Linked DNA regions of Homo sapiens: region 1 is linked to region 2. The links are chromatin loops, found by intact Hi-C in ENCODE. Cell type or tissue: GM12878. All regions are shown on one strand.

Region 1 (2,500 bases), 160 kb after region 2:
TGACTCTGCTAAGACAGAGCCTGATTCCTTCAGCATGCCACACGAGATGCTGGGCCAATCTGCAAACCATAACTGACATATGGATCTGAATATTCACATTGATATGACCAGTACATTCTCTGCAGTAGCAAATCTATGAAAGGCCAACTCATAAACCAAATGTAGCAGAAGCAGCATGAAATCGGAACAAGGGAAATTTGTTAGTGATTCAAAATTTTAGAAGAAACAAACATCCATCGCCATGTGAGAAAGTCACAAGAATTGACGTTCCCATGCCGGTCTCCTTGGGCAGTTCTTAGGCCAGCCTCTCCACAGTTTCTTTCTCTGACTCTCCGCTACCTGCAAGGAGGTTTCAGTCTGAGCAGCCATCTGTCTTTGGATTGGTATATTATTATTAATCATTAAATACGTGAATCTTTCAGTTAGTTTATAGTTAACTCTTAATCATATACCAAATGTAATAGAATTGCGTTTTTGCTACATTCTGGGAGAGGCATTCTGATATTTCTATCTCTCTGCTTTATGTTGATTTTATACTTTTGCATGGGGGCTAACACTGTTTCCAACTTTTTTCATAACACCTCATTGTTACTCCTAAACATCACAAAAAATTACGCAGATGCCAAATCAATGTGTCACTCATATCAGAGTTCACTTGCTCAGTCCAGGATCCAGGACCAGCCTCAGAGAGGTTGGACCACAGGCACACATAGCTCATTCAGGAAAAGCAGAACTGCCGTCACAACCTTTATAACCGAACATGCAGCAGGAATCCTGGAACAATGCATGATCACTAGTCGCCTGATACCAAGCCTCATATTCTTCCAATTAGTCCTTAAAATTATTCTCATTCTCATACCAACTACATTAATCATACAATTCCTGGATGACTACAGACCCCTAAGCCCTCACTATTCCACCACCTTCCACACTGCCACCAGCATACATACACAAGCACACCGCGTATATGCAGCACATCTAACTCAGCACAAGCCTTGCTCGGTATAATCTCAATTCCCTTGTATTCTCTGGGGAGAGATGAATGGCATCCTTTTTGATTTCAGTATACATGTAGCTATGACAAATTTCCATCTTTCAGGGAATTTACAAAAGCTTTTTGGCTATCATGCATCTAACTGTACCACCCAAAACAGATTTTCTCAAAAAGGGGAGAAAAAACTTGGTCTCACATCTCACTGTTACACAAACGTAACATTTGGTCTCGTAGAAGAAACATTAAAAAGGCCATTGAGCCCTCCAGTGGCAAAATTCTGAAAATGTTATGATGCACATCTAAGCACCCTGGAGAAATCTCCTGAAGACGCGCAGAAACAGAATAGGCAGTCTTAAATCAGTTTAGGCTTTGGGGGTTTTCAAGTTCCTAAACTTTCTATGACCACAATTAGCCCAAATTATGACAGTGATCATTGTCCGAGCACTCAATTTTCTGGAAAAATCTCTTCCAGGTAATGCCTTAATGGAAAAGCCCTCTCAAATTTATTTCTGTGCTTTAAGGTTTATTTATTTTGACAGCTGTAGATTTTAATAAAGAGTTTAATTAAAGATGTTGCCACCAGACATATCTGATGAGTCTAGTTCTGGGGATGAATTATAAGACTTGTGAAAATCAAACAAAACAGAAACAGGAGTCATTCCTAGAGGTCTGTAATTGAAGACTAAATGTCTTAATTCAGAGGCTACCTGGCTTGGGTTAAAGATGTTCAATGACTTTGCTAATTATTTTCTCTTGATATAGGTATTTTCCAGTATTAAGTTACAGAAACTCCTGGGTACATGTTTACTACTCTCTTCTTTGCTTTTCTAATTTCTAAAGGACTGAGAGGGTGGAAAGAGGTGAGGGTCACTTGCTTTTGATAGTTGATTAGGACAGATGATCTCTCTTCCTATGAGGCTCTTCATTTTATTATACCACTGTATCTCTCTCCTCACACTTTTTCTAACATTTTCTTCTTCACATTTTTAATTTTTTTATTATGTCAAATTGAAGATTTCTTACATATGTTATTACACATTTTTATCCAATTTTTCCTCCTCATGAAATTTTGAGTCATAAAGTTTTCTATATGGGTTAACGATTCTACAAAGGTTGGAAATATACTATGATCTCATCTGTATTATTATTCTTTGCATTGGCATTTAAACTTTTATAATATATATTTATTTACATACAAATTTCATAATTTTTATAACTGTATATGTATTGAAAACATATAATGTTCTTCATATAGTTAACTAGCGAAATCAGTATCTCTTAATGTTTGTACAATTTGCCTATTTCTATTTAATTTTTTGGAATTCAACATTTGACATAAAAATAACATAAGGCTATTTTCATTTTAGGTTATATCTACAATGCTTACCTGCATTTAAAAGCTGATATTCAGATACTGACCTTAAGTTTGAGAATCATGCCTTGCACACATAAGAGATGTAGTAGTATAGATTAGATATGATGCTAACCTGGTGTTCACACGCAAGT
Region 2 (2,500 bases):
AGCTGAAAGGAATTTAAAGGCCTTAAATATGAGTATGCAAAGTTCTGTGGATACCCAATACCACTTTAAACACTGATTTGATGTTATTGCTTCAACCAATATGAAGCCAAGACAACATTCCTGTGTCACCCAACCTTTGAATTAGCTTTAAGCAAGCTTAAAGAATTTGAAAAATAAACCTCTCATTCATTCTCTATCCACAGGTTTCTCTAGCCATGCAATTTGTATGACTGCCTCCAACAGCAAGTGAGAAAGTAGGCAGTGATAAACAAACTCATACAATTTTAAAACAAACAGAATAATCAGAAGTTTCTAAGTATGCTAGTCTTTCACTTAAATAGAAAGCCAAATATGAAAGGTCCAGAGGCTTTCACTAATTTTCCACTTTAAATTTTCTAATAATTACTAAGACTACTTTTTATTTCAATTGAAAAATATAATGATTGAGCTATAATTATTCAAAGATAATCATATAAATCTGATATATGTTTCACCTTTAACTGAGATCAGAGGGTAGCAAAAGAAATATAAGAAACTAAGAACCTGGTAACTACTAAATCCTTCAAGAAAACAAAACAAAACAAAAAAAACAAACCAATATAAAGCTACCACAATGTTTCCATTTCTCAGGCACTATATTTTTCATAAAAAATGATCATAAAAGGAATATCAATGTATTACACTATGTATCTCACAAGTAGGTTATACTGTAAATTAAAAATTATCTGTATTAGAATCTCAAATGCAACCTTCAATACCCCGTGAGAAGGCATTTTTCTAAGGAACAATCATATACCTAAACTGCCACATTAATTTAAGGCTACCACAATCCAGTGAGTAAACCAAAATGTTACTTACCTTATTACAAATAAATGGCAAATTGCAGGCACTTTTCAGCTTGCAGCTGTCTAGCATAGTTGATTAGAAATGAACAAAACATCTTTCACTCCAGTGAGAGAACTGCATATTTAGACTTGCTTTCTTCACTGAATACCGGCAAAAGAGGCTGTTCACCTCCAAGTGATAGCAACAGCCCTGCACGGAGCACTTGCTGCTCTGCACAGCAGCGACTTGGAATGAAAGTAAGAAGAACCCGTGATGTTTAAATAACGTAGCTTTAGATTCACAGGATATGACTCAACTCTCAAACCAGTAAGGGAAGAGTTTCCCATTGCAAAACTGTTAGTACAGATTACATAACAAACATCATATCTGGGGTTCTAAAATACTCACATTAAATACTAAAAACTTCACCTGCTAAATCAAACATGCAGTGTTAGTAGTCAACCTCTTCCTCATGGCAAAAGCCACAACAGGAAATGAGAATAACAACACTGCACAAAGAAAACTATTCTGCTTGTTCTCTGCAGTGAATTAATTTAATGTTATTAAGGATGTGAGAACTTGCCAACATCTCCCAGAAAGACATCTAAAAAAAAAAGGAACACTAAAGTCACTAACATTCCCATCGGTATAAAAACAATGTGTAGAAAAAAATTCCATTTTAACATGCAAGAAGTGGCATGCTTTACAACACAATAGAATCTCCTTCACTAAGTAGAGAATGGAAATAGATCTTCGTGCTTTGCTGTTGCTGTTTCCCACAGAAATCCTTTCCTACGCTGTCATTACCTTGTGCTTCTAGCTCTGCCTACCTCACCAACTCAGGGTCCCCTTTTATCTGTTCTGTGAGCCCTTCTAAAGGAACATGACTAATGATACAACTCCTCTAGTAAATGTGGCAATTTTACATGCTTTCTCCACCACATGTTATCCCTTAACACTGAGCTGTATTAAGCTTGATCAAATATTGAATTATTATATTTAGATACCTCAGTCAATAAATATAGACATAGATGCTTGGAGAAAAGTCTACTACATAAATTCACTTGCCATCAGCCTCATCAAGGAAAAAAAGCTGAAAAAGCCCATGTTAATAACAGTAAGTAGGCTGAAACTAACTAGAACAGGGCTGTTAAATAGACATATAAGGTGAAGCATATATGTAATTTAAAATATTTTAGTAGTCACATTAAAAAAGTAAAGAAACATTAATTTTAGTAATGGTTACCCTAGTATGTCTAAAACATCATCATTTCAATATGTAATCATAATAAAATTATTAAATATTTTATCATTTTGGTACTAGTGTTGGAGATCTAGTGTATGTTTTGCACTTGTGTGACATTTCCACTTGAGCTAGCTATATGCAAGTGTTCAATAGCCACACATGGCTAGTGGCTACCATATTGAATAGCATAGGCCTAGGGTTCAAGGCTCATTTTCAGTCTTCAGGTGGTGGTTCAAATATTCTCTTTTCAGAACATTTAGGAAGGTCTTCCCTGACTACCTCCCCTGAAGTAACCTTCTCCAATTACTTTCTATCGGATGATCTTTTTTATTTCCTTTATAGTACATCACAGTTTGAAATGTTCTTCTTTATTCATTTGTTTACCTATTTATAGTCTGTGGTCTCTAACAAGAATGTAAGAAACCCGAG

What was found. Hi-C counts contacts between places; a loop is a spot of excess contacts. Peaks named below come from ENCODE experiments on the same cell type or tissue, not always from the same donor. Only the 100,000 strongest peaks of a DNase experiment are listed, where the experiment ranks them.
Region 1: a loop joins it to region 2, with 2.8 times the contacts of the local background. A loop is called at or near these places in 5 of 110 quality-filtered maps.

Annotation. Positions count from the first base shown.
Region 1 is chr5:95,237,895-95,240,394 of GRCh38, forward strand. All of the region lies in intron 1 of MCTP1 (multiple C2 and transmembrane domain containing 1), which reads right to left. All of the region lies in intron 6 of LOC105379085 (a long non-coding RNA gene), which reads left to right. Among named protein-coding and RNA genes, the nearest start is that of MCTP1, 46 kb to the right of the region's middle. In GM12878, a CTCF peak has its summit at 1,269 (motif pointing left); a DNase peak (open chromatin) is centred at 1,252.
Region 2 is chr5:95,080,568-95,083,067 of GRCh38, forward strand. The region is part of intron 1 of MCTP1 (multiple C2 and transmembrane domain containing 1); the gene reads right to left. Among named protein-coding and RNA genes, the nearest start is that of MCTP1-AS1, 100 kb to the left of the region's middle. In GM12878, no CTCF peak of the experiment used is centred here; a DNase peak (open chromatin) is centred at 1,104; H3K4me3 peaks cover 1,377 bases; H3K27ac peaks cover 1,774 bases.